Linked DNA regions of Homo sapiens: region 2 is linked to region 1. The links are chromatin loops, found by intact Hi-C in ENCODE. Cell type or tissue: GM12878. All regions are shown on one strand.

Region 1 (8,000 bases):
CATTTCATCACTATTTCAGTCTCACCCATAGGGCAAGGTGAACTTTAGTGCATAAGGTGAAAAGCATACACAATTCAAATGACAATTTTAAAAGGCCACAAGGCCACTCTGGACTTCAACACATTCTTGCAATGGGTTCAAACCAGCCAGTGCCCCCAGCCCAGTGTTGGAAAAGACTGCCATTTCTTCAGTTGTGAATCAGAGGAAGTGGCTGGTTTGAGTTTAGGAGACATGATGACAGTGAAAATGCTAGACTCGCAGGCAGTAAGCAAGATACTCTTAGTAGAAGAGGCCCTAGGGAACAAAACCAATGATGGGAACGGCAGATTCGCAAGCCCCATCTCACCCTCACCCCAGAGCTCACACACGCTGGGTGGACGGCAGGCACTGCTGAAACAGGCATTTCTTTTCTGCCAAGCACACATAGATAACCTCCTACCATTAGGTTTCTGTGGGATGCACCTACAGCGTGCAGCCTGTCCCTGCCCTGTCCCCTATGCGCTCTCCTCCGTATCTTTTCTCCTGCTCCCAAAGCTCTCCTTTTTCTCGATGCTACTGGTACTTTCCTGCACGGAACAGTCTTTGACTCACCACACACTTTTTCTGGGATCACTGCTTATACTAGAATTCCATGAGCAGCCTATATCCTTTGCTCTCTTAGAAGTACGAGTGGTGGATGGTCAGCACGCAGGCAGAGGGCGGGGACAGCGCCTCCAGGCACATGGTAACTCCCAGCTGGTTCTCTGACTTTGGAGTCACCGGGTGATGTGCAATTCCTCACTTGTGTGCTTTGAAGGTTGCATGGAAAGAACCCCCAAATGCTTTCCAGCTCAGAAATTCCAAGATAATTTTTGGGTGTTCAATCAATTTGAAAGCTCCTACCACCAACCCCGTCAGTTTCTTTCTACTTTTATGCTTTCCAAAGCTTCCAAAATCATTCTAAGGCTCCAGGTACATTTGGGATTCTAGTTACTGAGGTTATCAGACTTAGGGCATTTCAGCTGCAGAACTTTGGAAAGTCTGCTCATAAGAAATCAGAAATGTCATTCACATGTCAATAAGATGGAGGTAAAATAGACAAGAAAAGAATTACCTTGACAATTCATAACAGACAACGAATGTGGATACATTATAAATGTTTTTGAGTGAATATGCAACAAAAATGATCACCGCAAACACTATTATAGTACTTACTATATGCCAAGAAGAATTGTAAGGGCTTTTTACAGATTATTGCATTTAATCCTCATTATAAACTTAGGAGGCAGGTACCCCTAGGATTCCTCTTTTACAGAGAAGAGAGGCCAAGTTAACTGGCTTGAGGACTCATTAGGAAGTGTCGGAGCTGTATTTGAAATTAGGTCTACTCCATAGCCTGTATTCTTAACTTTTCCTTGCTCTTAAAATTCTTCAGAACCTTGACAAGAGGGGCGAGAGGAAAAAACATTTTACTCATATTTGAGTTCCTCAAAATATCAACTCTATCTTTAAAATTATTTACATATCTTCAAAAACAAATAGTGCAAAATTCATATTTGAGTTTCACTTTCTAAGAGGGGACTATATTTTAAATTTCTCCAGTGGCCTTACACAGAGTCACGAACATCTAAAGTATAGTTCTTGACCTTTTTAGGGGCACAGATGCCTTTGAGATACTGACAAAAGCTATGAATCTGATCTCTTCTATAAAAGAAATAAACATATACACAAAAACAAAAAACTTTCTGCCTGTCATTTTGAGCTTCAGAGGCTTTTGGTTCATGGAGCTCAGGTTAAGTGCCTCTGATTGTAAACACTGTTCAACACACACACACACACGAGACACACGAGGGTACACTCTTTCTGTAAACATCATCTGCATAAGGAAGAACTTTGAACTTTCTAGCTCAGCACCCGCAGACATCTGCTGGCCATCAGTGGGGGTTTGTCTGCATGGTCACACTAAGCAGGGATCTGGGGCCTGCAGGTGGTGGGGAGACTGAGTGCACCATGAGAACCACCTACACTGAATCATCCAAATCATCATCATAATAAACTTCCAAATCATCATCATAATAAATCATATTGAACATTTAGTGTTTCCTATGTGTCGGACACCATGTTAAACCCATTGTATAGACTATCTCATTGAATCCTCACAACAAATGAGAAAACAGATGAGTACACTTGCCCAAAGGCACACACCTGGCAAGTTGAAAAGCCAGGGTCCATACTCTGGAATAGACTCTAAGCCTGTGCTCTTAAATTCTTCACTCTATGCCTCCAAACTTGGGCTCTCCGAGGATAAAACTCAGTGAAGAACGAAACCAAAGAGGTGTTACCTGCAGCCTTCTGTCGCCTCCCCCCTGCCAAACCCATGAAAACAAACCCATCAATTTTATTTAGCAGTTTCTTCAAAAGCATTTGCTAAATGTCAGAAAATATTAAGCAAAAAAATGTATTTATACCCCAACATAATACATCCCACATCCCAGGAATACGCTCACTCTTTTTGTGTTGAAGAATTTTAAAACTTTAAAAAATTCTAAGTCCAAAAAGAACTATGTCTTCTTCACTTTGGATTCCCAAAGCCTGGCATAGTTCCTAGCTCAACAAATGTCTAGGAACATTCAACAAACGAAGAGGTGATACATTTTATCAAGAATTTGACATTCTAAAATAAATATCAAGGAATGGCTGTACCTAAAATTTGTGGTCATGATGTGTTAAAAGTTGTTTTTTTTTTAAATGTGGAATTGTTTCATCTAATTTTTGCAAATATTTTAGTACACTCAAAAGGCATATAGTCTCTATGACAAGCAGGTAACAATTTATGACCTACAGTTTATAATCAGCAGCAACTCCTCCTCTCGTGAGGTGAACAGATTAGCAGCATAGTATAAAGTTTGTGGCAACAAACAGGTTCTATCCAAAGCCGTCTCTTACTACCGAGGTTGAACATAAGCACTCAAAAACACAAAATTCCCAAAGACTAAATACTACCCTACTGACATTTAAAAAAAAAAGTTTTGTTTGAATTATAATATCAGCTTATAAGAATGTGGAGATGTCAAGCACCAGTACATACACCTATAGAAGTGCGAAAACTACAAAGAAAACCGACATATCTCACAACTACTCCCAATCTCATTCTCCTGGGGTCCTAGCGCTACTTAAAAATATGTGCTAGGACGATTAAAAATCACTTATTTGCAAGACAAGGGCAAGAGTTACATCAATGTAGACGAAATCTCCTACACAGCCCATCAAGTATGGGTCCCATCCACTAGGTGGTGCTCTCCACCACACTGTTCCTCAGTGAGCAGTACAGTACATCAAAATGACAACAGCCTAGTTTTAAGATGATTTGTCTCTTGAGGATATACATTTGGTTTAAGTTTCTACTGCAAAGTTAAAGTTCTTAAGATAGGTCATGCAGACCAATTGCTCCTGTAATCTGAAACTCAAAAGAGCAAGTAATATCTAAACAAGGGGAGGGGGTGGCCCTGAGCTTATAAGGGTCTCTAAGAGCCAGGAGACAGTCAGCCTGGCTACCTCTAATCTCACCATCAAAACTGTTACCTTGTTCATTTTCTGCTTCACATCAGCAAAGAGAATAGCAAAAGCAACTTCAAGCGGCCCATAGCAAGAACATACATTCAACATCCATTCTGCTTGTCAGATGTCAATAATTTAATCTCAACTGCTTTGTTATCATTCAAACCCCAAAAGTAGAAATGTTTTTGCTTTACTCAAACTGATTTTTTTTCTCTTTTAGCAAAAACAAAAGCAAAGGAATGAATGTTCATTTTATCTCAAAGTTCTGAGAAAGAGGGTTTGGTAACAAGATATATGTCCTTGCCTCCAAAGTCATCTTTCAACTAAGTGAATGGGAATAAAATGCAGAGTATGCTGGCCTTGACCAATAATACAAATGTCCAAATTCCAAGCAAAGTCCAGGGTCTTGCTTCATCATTCCCTGTCCTCAAAAATATACAGATCCCTTTTTTCCTTTTTCCTATAATGAGGAAAGTCATTATGATCGTCTTTGGAGTGAACAAGGCAAGAAACTCAAAGCACTTCAATACACATGCAAAATAATTTTTTTTTTTTTTTTTTTTTTTTTTTTTTTTTTTTTTGGTAGAGACGAGGTCTTGCCATGTTGCCCAGGCTGGTCTCAGACTCCTGGGCTCAAGCAATCTGCCTGCCTCAGCCTCCCAAAGTGCTGGGATTATAGGCATGAGCCACCACACCCGGCCAGAAAATATTATTTCAAGAGATAAGTTACAGAACTTTCTAACATCTTCTTTGTTTGGAAATAAATGAAAAGGTAAAACTTAGTGGTTTCTAGAATTTAAAGAAACTAGCAAATTGCCAACAGCTTAGTTTTACAAAATGAGGGCTCAACTGCTAAAAATGGATTGCTCCTTAAGTGTACAAAGTAACACAAAATAATCACTCCGTAACATAACATTTGCCGGAAAAAAATGTGTGAAAACTACTAGAAAAATAATAGTTAGGTCCTGAGCAGTATATTAAAGATCTTGATTTTGAGACTCAAATTATATCTTTTCATTCTACATGAGTTCTTACTTTCTTTGGACAAAAAATTTAAGGTCCTGTATCTGAATTCAGCTCAGTGTGAAAGCTTTAAATGTAAAACTAGTATATGCAATTTAAATCCCCTTTAACAGTTTTTCAGACAATTAATTAGGTAAAGCATTTGAAACACCATACATACAAAAAATTTTCATTCATATTGCAATGAATTTCACTCAAAATCACATATCGAACTGTAATAAATTTACAATAAAAATGTAACACTAACTGCCCCCCACAAATACATATACACTTTTAAGAGATACACAGTCATGTACCTAAGAAAGGAAAGTAAAACTTGACAATGTTCAAGAAATCTTTCGAAAGCTCTACAGCATTAGTCAGCATTATCTGATCAAATATTAGCATGACCACTATTTTCAAAAGGGCCCATATGTAACAATAGCCAAAGGGGCATCTTCCTAAACTTACAGTATTACTCTAATAGAACAGACAAATTTCCTTAAGAATTGGAGTTGTACTGAACACAAAATGCCGATTTGCAATTATGAGGTCAATCTCATAACAATGAGATTTAAAACAAATTTCAGATTACGGTTTTAAATTTCTATTCATTCTCTATACAGTGGTATATTTCAATAATTACATAAACTGAAACGTTTTCCCTCCTATTTTTTCTCCAAAAGGTTCTCTACAGATGCTTACTTCGTAAAATGCAGCTTAAAATTTATTGGAAACTAAGAATTTTTTTACATGGAATCTATAAATACATGCATAATTTCTGTGCCCATAATTGGAAAAGGGCACAGAGGCTCCTATAACAATCACTAAGGAAGCTCTTAAAAACAAAAAACTTCATCCATGTTCAGGCTGAAGAATTCACATTTAACCTTTATTTTAAATTACAGCCAAAGTCTTTGTTTCAAATCCACATAAATCACTGTTCTTCTCTCTGCAAATACATTTTAGAGAAAACATTATTTAATGTTACATCTGACTTTAATAGAGTTTCCCATTTGCTTTTGCATGTTTATTATCAAACTCTAATCATGACATTTCCAAACTTATTTATACTTTCACACAAACTTCCGAAGTTTTCCCAACTTAAATAAAAACCCACAAAAACTGTGGGAAATGTTTTGCTTGAAAGATAAAAGCAACGTGGTCCAAATGTACATTTGTAATAATCAGTGTTTACTTTTGTTGTTCAAACATTCGGCTTATAGCACTTTCAATATACGCATTCAACTTAATTTTCTTGTCTCTTAAAAAAAAAAAAAGAAGGAAAGTGTTTTCTTTCCCTGTTTTGCTCTCAAAATATAAACTCATTTAATGCAAAGCATTCCCGGATCAGGCATGTTTTAAACTACGAGCACGTCTAGCCTCAACAGCATTCATCCATATTATATACAAAATGCCATTTCTTTCAAAACTTCAGTCTGGACATTTTATAAATCTAATTTCACTTTTCCTAAAAACATGAGGATATTTTACTATATAAGGCTCAATTAAAGTTTTAGTAAATAAAAATAACAAAAGAAATGATACCATAATACTAACGTAGGAAAAAGGATATATATTAATTTCATTTACTGAAAACGTTGAGGGTTTTTTCCTTGAAGTGTCTCTACTATAGATTTTACACTACATTTATTAAAATATGACAAACCTTTAACCTGGGAACAATTTACCAGTTAACATCATCTACCGAAAGAGGAAGTATACTTTGGGTAAGTAAGACACTGGAAACGATTTATGCTGCCTTTTTTCAAAGCTGCTTAGAAAATGGCTATGTACTTTTAAAAAATAATCATTAAAAACAGTCTAACGGTTGTCTTGTGATATCGTTGATCACAAGCCTAGTGATGCCACCTAATTCTAAAGACTGAAATGTGCCTCTCAAAGGGATCTAGCGCAGCCACAGTGTAATATACGTTAAAGGTAATGAAACTAAAAAGTAAGATTTCCTAATAGAATGAACATATTTTAAAGTTTTTATGATTGACAAAAGACTTCTTTTTTTAGCCATTAAAAAACTAAAAGTATCCTGACAAGAGATTCTGGTTTTGAAGTATGTCACACTCCGGTTACCCAGCCATGAATCTCAGTTCATTTTTTAAAATGAGGTCTATTTCCTGTAATTTTAGATATTTTAGAGTACAATTATTTTACATTTTTATGATGCCTTTGGGGTATCATTACAAATATTTTTATGTGTTTAAACTTAGGAAAGAAAAATTAAGTAATAGCTTCTCTTATAGGGAGCTGTCAACTCTCTCCTGGACAAAAATCTTTGTTTTAAAGCAATCTAGAGATTTATATCCCTAGTAACCATAGAAATTAATCTTAAGCTTTAGAAAAAAATTGCATAAAATGCTCTTTATTTAATTAAAATCAGAGCTCATTCTTAGAAATAAGAACCTTCTTTCGAACAGAAAGAATTTTCCACAGAGTATAGGTGGTACTCTTTGTGATAAATGAATCACGCACATTTAATTGACTTTTGAATTGTGTGCATAGAAAGTTAAGTACTTTGTTGGAAAGGATTCGCTCAGGGACTATATTCACTGAAAACTTTTCATAAGAAAAGAAAGTGAAACACAGGATTCAAACAGTGTTTGTAGATTATCTGAGTGTGAGCAAGAAAAAAAGCATAAAGAAAAGCATTTGACAATAACAATTAGGAGAATCACTCATGGGGAGGTCACTTTGTTTTTATTAGGAAACTGAAAATATTTTTCAGCGTGCCTTAGTATGACGATGCATCAACACATCATAAATCAAATTTCATTTTGTGATGACTATCACTTTCTATTTCACATGCATTAAAAAAGAGACATGTTCTGAATTCTGCTTATCACCATATGACTAAGAAGTTTATTTCAGATTTAGAAACCAGTCGAGGATGTCTGGGGCAGTCAACAATGCTCTGCTTAGCCACTCTCTTCCCTAGTAGTCTGAAAAAAATGTGTGCATTTAAGAGATGGTAATAACAAACTCCTCAAATATTTTTAAAATGTCAAAGTTTTTAAGGCTTATAAAATTCAGATTCTGGGCAAATCTGTGTACTTCCAAATTTAACTTACATGAGATTTAAAATTCATGGCTTCAGATTTTTCTCTGCATAATAAATAATTTTAAAAGTTATTCACATTCTGATTCCATTATATTTTTAAAAACCCACTTATTTGGAAAAAAAGATATTGCTGATCATGTCATACAATATTAAATATCCATAAAGTGCTCAGAAAGTGTACTGTAAACACCAAGTAAAGTCAAACTGCAAATATTTCTGCTTTCAGACAATCAAAGTCTTTGGAGAGGCCTGAAATAGGTGTTTCTCTACACACATTTAGGCACCACTAAAAATGCTAAACATTATCATTTTCTCTAAGCAACCCCAATTTTTGGAAAAGGCACAGGCATTCCCAACCCCCCCGCCCCCTCCACTGCCCATGGTT
Region 2 (8,000 bases), 200 kb after region 1:
CAGTATGAAGTCGGCCACTTCATTTTACAGTTGAGGAAATGGAGGCACAGAGAGGTTAAGCAACTTGTTCAAGGTCACACAGCTAATAGTGATAAAGCTGATATAGGAACCTGTATCAATGTACTTGGGCTGCCATAACAAAATGTCACAGACTGGGTGGCTTAAACATCAGAAATTTATTTTCTCACTGTTCTGGAGGCTGGAAAGTCCAAGATCAAGGTGTCAGCACAGTTGGTGTCTCCTGAGGTCTCTTTCCTTGGCTTGCAGATGGCTGCCTTCTTGCTGCATTCTCACATGGTCCTTCTCCTGTGCATCACACTCCTGGCATCTTCCTATTCTCACAAGGACACCAGTTCTATTGCATCAGGGCCTTGCCCTTATGGCTTCATTTGCTTCCTTCCAGGCTCCCAAGTTTCAATTTTATCATGTATAAAAAGATAATTGTGATGATATCTACATCAGAGAGCTGTCAGAGGATAAAATGAGACAACATACAAAGGCCTTTTAAAACAATAGGACACTATTGTTACATGAAGATATTAAACAAATAAACCTCATAACCCCCAGAGTTTGAAGACATGAGGGTTGACGCTGGGGACCACATATTGGCTGGCTCAGTTGGAAAGACACTCTTTTTAATTGTCTCCTGACAGAATTCACAAGTTAACCCTCCTTGAGATGTCTATCACCCCTTGTCCATCCCTCCCCATCATCCTTGCTGTATTAGGCCATCTCCCACTGCTTGTTTGAGACTCAGTTCAAGTGTTGCCTCCTACAGGAAGGCCTCCTGGGTTTTCCTGGACTGAGTGGTTACCTTCGTTTTCACACAGCCTCCTGTTAGCCTTAGCACACACCACAGGTACTAGACAGCCTGCTACTTTTCAGCCTTTCCCAGACTGAAGCTCCTGGGTGGGCATGATTTTATCTTATTCTGCTTGTGCCGCACTGGGCACACAGCGTGTGGTCAAGTGAAATGTTTGGGGAAATGGATTGAATTTCTTATTTTCCAAAATACTTTTTCCTTTCACTTTTCCAGCTTTCATCCTTTATCTCGCACCCCCGCCCCGCCATTTTTTCTTTCTACATTTCTAAACATTTTTCTGATTTCAAAGCATAGCATGCCCTTCCTAAAAAAATTGGCAAATTTGAAAAAAAAAATCACATGTAAAATAAAAATCTGTGATTCCACTACCTGGATGTTTTTCCTTTACACAAAGTTCCATCCAATCATTTTCCCCTGTATGTATGTGTGTTTATATAGCTATATCTACATCTATATAATACATATATGTATGTGTGTACATAAGTGCATGTATGTAAGTGTATATATTGGTGATAATAATCACATAACTACATGCGCAATTTTGCCGCTTTTTCCTTTTCTTCACTTCTTATCAAACACATTCTCATGTCATTAAAATACCTTTGTAAACACCAACTTCCATGACAGCTGCACATTCTGTTGTTTGTGATATCGTTGATTTTCCCCTCTCTGTTTCTGAGGGCTCCTTCATAAACCACCTGTGGGTTCCCATCGTGTTCCTGCGTTCCCTCCTCCCTGGCTCCACGCTCCTTCAACATCTCTCCCTTCAAGCAGATGAGTCACTTCTTCCATAGCTTACAAATTGGTCTGGGCACTTTGTTCCTGGAGAATCACAGAATTTCACGTCCACAGATTCTTTCATCTTGAGGAACTCAAAGGCCTTTTTAAAGATGGAGACAGCTCCCCGGAGACTTACCTTGCCTGGGACCCTCGTCTTTATTCATCCCTAGTGCTTCCATCAAGTGAGCAGGTGTATAACATAGACAGCCCCATTTATGGATGGAAACACCAAGGCCCAGAGTGACTGTTTGCTTTTCCCGAGAAGTGGACTGTTGCTTTCCAGTTGGCTGATGCCCGCGTCTGCTAGGCTTTCATTAAGGATCACACCACCGTCTTTGCTTTTCCTTTCAGTCTAAACAAAGCCTAAAATAAAGTGCCTCCGAACACTGCATTCTTTCTAACGATTTCAAGAGGGCAGCCCAAACAACCTCTAGAGAGGCAGCTCCCTGGTTCGTTGCAATGTGAGCTCTCCCACTGCCTCCGATGTCTGCTTCCCTGTCTCCCCATTTCTCATCCCCACTCCTGCTGTCGTCCAGCTGTCTCCTCTCCCTGGAGTCGTTTCTCCTTTTTCCCTGACTAAATTCTTAACCTCTGAGACTCCTCTCCCAGGTCGCTTCCTCTGGAGGCCTTTTATCCTCTCCGAGTTGGAGTTCAGGGCCTCTCCCTTGGTTGGCTCTGCCCGTACTCAATCCTCCTGTCTGTGCTCACATCTCCACCAGGGTCGGCAAAGACTGTGAAAACAGGAGGAGAAATGTCCTGCTCGTGTCTATACTCCCGTTGCCTAGCACGGTGCCTGGGGGATGCTAAGCACACGAGTGTGTCCGAATGAAGCCCCTCAGTCACAGCTATCTACCATGTGGATTTTTGTGACATAAAATGAAAAAAGAGACGAGGGGAGATAGGAACTTTAGGAGAGGAGAAGGCAAGATTAAATCAAATTGCGACAATTATCCATACACAAGACATCGGGCTGACTCCACCTTCTGGACCCCCGTGCCAGTTACCGTCCTCATTTTAAAAGGGTACTTGGAGCCAGACGCAGTGGCTCACACCTGCAGTCCCAGCACTTTGGAAGGCTGAGGAGGTCAGATCAATTGAGCCCAGAGTTCAAGACCAGTCTGGGCAACATAGCAAGACCTCAGCTCTACAAAAAATAAAAATAAAATAATTAGCCAAGCATGGTGGTGTGCACCTGTAGTCTCAACTACTTGTGAGGCTGAGGTGGGAGGATCACTTGAGCCTTGGAGTTTGAGGCTGCAGTGAGCCAAGATCACACCACTGCACTCCAGCCTTGGCAAGAGAGTGAGACCCTGTCTCAAAACAAACAAACAAAACAGAAGAGAATTTGACATGCAGTTTATCTATCCATGTCATATGCATTGATCCCAGTGAAGCAGTCCTCCTCCATTCTCCAGCCTGGCCGCCTCTGGGCACCCTTTTCCAGGTGGTGCCACTGGGACACCATGACCATGTGAAGCTGTGCGCAGACAGCCAGAGGCCTCCCCCTGGAGCACCAGACTCCATTGCCTCTTGCTCTCGGGCTTTCCTCACTCAGGTGTTCACCAAGTATTGCAGAGAGCTTCCGAAGATGACCTCAATGATTTCCTCCTCCTGGTAGTCACACCGTTGTGTAAGCCCCTGCCCTTGACTGTGGGCTGGACCTAGTGAATCATTTCTAACCATAGAATATGGCAAAAATGATGGGATGTCACTTCTGTGGTTAGGTTCGAAAAAGGCCATGGTTTCTGTCTTGCTAGCAGATTCTTTCTATTGACTTCTTGGCTTGCATCCTTTGATGAAACCAGCAGGAGGCCCATGTGGCAAGAAACTGAAGGTGACTTTCAGCCAAAAATCAGTGAGGAACCGGAGCCCCCATTCAGCAGCCACATGAAACTGAACGCTGCCAACAGCCACTGAGTGAGTGGACCCTTCCCCCTTAGAGTCTTCCCATGACATCACAGCCCCTGGACTGACACAGCTTGATGGCATCAGCCAGAGACCGTGAAGCAGAGCACCCAGATAAGCTGTGCTTGGACTTCTGACCCACAGAAACCACGAGATAATAACTGTTGTTTCAAGCCACTAAGTTTTGGGGTAATCTCCTACACCATGATCAATAACTCACACAGCACCCACTCTCCCACTCTGTGCCATTGTCCTAAATGTCTTCTTTGGACAATTTGCATCTATTTGTACCCCTTCCTATGAACTTCCCAATCCTGCTATTTCATAGGGGATGAAATGTATTTCCTATGTTCCTTTGCTGCTAGGGTTCTGGATAAAATTTAGGCTCTGCCAGCCAGGCGCAGTGGCTCACACCTGTAATCCCAGCACTTTGGGAGGCCGAGGTGGTCACATCACGAGGTCAGGAGATTGAGACCATCCTGGTCAACATGGTGAAACCTTGTATCTACTAAAAATGCAAAAATTAGCTGGGCATGGTGGTGCACACCTGTAGTCCCAGCTACTCGGGAGGCTGAGGCAGGAGAATTGCTTGAACCCAGGAGGCGGAGGTTGCAGTGAGCCGAGATCAAGCCATTACCCTCCAGCCTGGGTGACAGGGTGAGACTCTGTCTCAAAAAAAAAAAAAAAAATTAGGCTCTGCCAATGAGAAGCACATGTGCAACATTTGGAAAGCAGAATTTGCTCTGGCAGTGGCAGCTGGTGGGCAGGCTTTGGCAGGAGTGAGCTTTGCAGTGGTCATACTCTCTATTTATCAGTTCATGGGTAAGGGACTGGTGGGGCATCAGCTGGAATTGCCTACAGTATCCTGAGTTCAGAATCAAGCAGAGTGACCTTGAAGCCTAAAGCCCAGTAACAGCCTTATCACTTTCACTCCTCCAGCTCATCCAACAGTTTTCTAGCACCTATTTATTTCCTCATATTGAATACCTCGCTGCCAAAAATACCTAGACACATTTCTGGTTCCTTGACTGAACTCTGCTGATAGAGCCATTCACTATGCAAAGCCCTGGGGCTACAGGTGAACCTGACATAATTAATTCCATAACACGACACTCACACTCTAGTGATGGAGACAGAAAGTTAGAAAGTAATGTCACTACAATGTACCTGTCTGTTAGACCCCACTCAGAGGTGAGTATACAGTGAAGCATGAAGCTTAAGCTTCAGTGTCCCTCACTTGCCTGGGTCTCTACCCAGGTCTGAGAAAGGCCTTGCGATTTTGTTTTCACAATTTTCTGGGTTTTGTTTCTCTTTCTTTTTCTTTTCTTTTCTTTCTTTCTTTCTTTTTTTTTTTTTTTTTTTGAGAGAGTCTCTATCTGTCACCCAGGCTGAAGTACAGAGACGCAATCTAGGCTCACTGCAACCTCCGCCTCCTGGGTTCAAGCGATTCTCCTGCCTCAGCCTCCTGAGTAGCTGGGATTACAGGCACCTGCCACCAAGCCTGGCTAATTTTTTTGTATTTTTAGTAGAGACAGGGTTTTACCATGTTGGCCAGGTTGGTCTTGAAAACTCCTGACCTCAGGTGATCTGCCCACCTTGGCCTCCCAAAGTGCTGGGATTACAGGTGTGAGCCACCACACCCAGTCTTGTTTCTTAATAAGCTCTTCCCCATTCCCCAAATTGTATAAACTCTGGGCCCCTCAAAATCTGGCTCAGGTTTGGCCTCTGGGGACCCTCACCCACTCTGATGGCTTTGCCCACCAGCTGCTTGGGCAAAAACCTCTCAGATCCATTCAGTCAGCTAAGCCTGAGCTTTATAGCTCAAGCCACCCTGAGGCATTCTCCCAGCAGTGCCTCAGGACCTCCCGCTCAACACTTTTTCCTTCCCTAAACCAGCTCTTCACCCTGGGTGTTCCCTTTGTTAAATGATATCACTGTCCACCCAGTGGCCCAAGGCAGACATGTGCTGCTCTGTGGAGTAAAATGCCCCTGAGTGTTGAAGAAAATAAGTGAGAATGAGGCACATTTGGTAATCCTGTCGCCAGAAGGCTGGCCCAGGGGAAGGCATGTCTGGGCTCAGGGTCTGAGGGATAGCACCTACCTAAGTGACTCCAGGCAGTAAATGTGATGTAGGGACCTTGGAACTGGCCCCAAAGTCTGATCTCGATGGCAAGGTGTATTAGTCAGGGCTCTCCAGAGAAACAGAATTCACAGGATGTGCGCACACAGACATACATACACGCAGACACACACACAAAATTTATTATGAGGAATTGGCTCACATGATTATGGAGGCTGCGAAATCCCCCACACTGGAGACCCAAGAAAGCTGGCGGTAGAGTTCAGGGCAGTCCAGAGGCCCAAGAACCAGGAGGGCTGATGGTGCATGTCTCAGCCTGAGGGCAGGAAAAGCCCAAGTCCCAGCTCAACCCGTCAGGCAAAGAAAAGGGACACATTCTCCCTTCTTCCACCTTTTGTTCTATTTGAGCCTGCAACAGATTGGACGAGGCCCACCCGCACTGAGGAGGCCCGCCTGCCTTTCTCAGTTCACCCATTTAAATGCTCATCTCATCCAGAAACACCCTGGCAGGCACACAAAAAACAATGTTTAGCAGAATATCTGGACACCCCTTGATCTAGTTAAGCTGCCACATAAAATTAACCATCACGGCCAGGCGCAGTGGCTCATGTCTGTAATCCTAGCACTTTGGGAGGCCGAGGCGGGTGGATTATTTGAGGTCAGGAGTTCAAGACCAGCCTGGCCAACATAGTGAACCTTGTCTCTACAAAAAATACAAAAATTAGCCGGGCATGGTGACACGCGCCTGTCCATGTGTCACCCACATGGACAATCCCAGCTACTCGAGAGGCTGAGAAGCATGAGAATCAATTGAATCCAGGAGGTGGAGGTTGCAGTGAGCCGAGATTCTACTACTGCACTCCTTGGGTGACAGAGTGGACTTGGTCTTAAAAAATAATAATAATAATTAACCATCACACAAAGTGGGAAGGAAAGTGGAAACATGTCACCAGGTGAGTACCCAGATAATTGAAAGAGGTGCAGGCCAGGCGCAGTGGCTCATGCCTGTAATCCCAGCATTTCGGAAGGTCGAGGCAGGTGGACCACTTGAGGTCAGGAGTTCAAGACCAGTCTGACCAACAAGGGGAAATCCTATCTCTACTGAAAATACAAAATTAGCCTCGCATGGTGGCACATGCCTGTAATCCCAGCTACTTGGAAGGCTGAGGCAGGAGAATTGCTTGAATCCGGGAAGCAGAGGTCGCAGTGAGCTGAGATTGCGCCATTGAACTCCAACCTGGGCAACAAGAGCAAAACTCTGTGTCAAAAAAAAAAAAAAAAAAGTGCAGTCCAGTGGCAGGAAGAAGTTGAGAATGAGTCAGAGGTGAGGCTTTGAGTGCACATGTGGCCTGGAGCTCCCTCTGCCTCTTTCTTTTGGGGGTTCCCCTTTTGCATGGCACCTGTTGCTCACAGGATGGTATCTAAATTTAAATTCCCTCCAAACAGATCCTGAGACAAGGATTGGTTCAAGCAGTTTATTTGGTGATGATCCAGAAAGCACAGGGAAGGAAAGGAAAGTGAGGCAAGAAGGGAGGGAAAGTCAATCAAGGGGGGAGATGGTCAGGTCTTCAGTCTTCGCTGAGGGCAACCAGGGCTCAGCCCCCTGGGAGCCTCTGCAGGAGGATGTGGAGGTGCAGCTCAGAACTGTCCCATGCAGAGTGAGGAGCATAGCGTGTTTATCCCCCAACTCTTTTCCCTCATTGGTTGAGGGTCACTCCTAGGATGTTCACTTCCTGGCACTTCCGACTTGCTCTGTGTGCCAAGCCAAACAAGCCCCTGCAGCCAGAGAGAGGGGAGCTCATGGCTTGTTTGAGAGTGATCTGCAGTGAGCTCTGGGCCGTGGAATGCTGCGGGCCAGGCATTGATTGCTCCTAAAGGCTGGCCGCCTTCCCTTTGGTGCAACCAGTCTGTGGGAATGCCTACCTACTCAACCTTGATGGTGGGAAGTGAGGGGGGCACACCTCTTCTCCTCGGGTCACTAAATGGCTTCTGGGGTCGTGCCATGGCCAGGAGCAGGAATAGTGCAGGCTGAGAGGAGACTCACCAGCTTTGAGTTGACAGACCTAGATTTAAATTCTGGAATCACCTCTGGAAAGCCTGTTGCAATTTCCTTATTTTTGGAGCCTCGGTTTTCTCCTGTGTGAGGTGGGGCTAGGCCCAGCATCTGCTCTGCAGGCCTGTTGTGAGAATCACAATGGATCCCCATCAGCCCCTGTCCCCTAGTGGTTGTTGATGAATAGCAACAGGGATTGGAGGATTCTGCTGACTCAGTGGCTTCCCCCTGCCAGCCCTGACCTTGGCCTGAGGGCTTCCCCCAGTTCCCAGCTCCTGCTGCCGCTCAGCTCTAACTCTCCTTCCTTCGCGTCTGTTTAAAGTGGGCCTTCCAGGGTAAAAAGTCCATTCTGTGCAGGC

The links. Peaks named below come from ENCODE experiments on the same cell type or tissue, not always from the same donor. Only the 100,000 strongest peaks of a DNase experiment are listed, where the experiment ranks them.
Region 2: a loop joins it to region 1, with 4 times the contacts of the local background. A loop is called at or near these places in 8 of 110 quality-filtered maps.

The regions. Positions count from the first base shown.
Region 1 is chr4:4,485,312-4,493,311 of GRCh38, forward strand. All of the region lies in intron 1 of STX18 (syntaxin 18), which reads right to left. Among named protein-coding and RNA genes, the nearest start is that of STX18-IT1, 7.6 kb to the left of the region's middle. RefSeq lists a silencer at 3,183-3,302 and an enhancer at 4,810-4,989. In GM12878, a CTCF peak has its summit at 3,277 (motif pointing right); DNase peaks (open chromatin) are centred at 3,300 and 7,370; H3K4me3 peaks cover 1,189 bases; H3K27ac peaks cover 3,835 bases.
Region 2 is chr4:4,686,517-4,694,516 of GRCh38, forward strand. All of the region lies in intron 5 of LOC124900165, which reads left to right. All of the region lies in intron 4 of STX18-AS1 (STX18 antisense RNA 1 (head to head)), which reads left to right. Among named protein-coding and RNA genes, the nearest start is that of SNORD162, 26 kb to the left of the region's middle. In GM12878, a CTCF peak has its summit at 3,417; DNase peaks (open chromatin) are centred at 3,325 and 6,955; H3K27ac peaks cover 344 bases.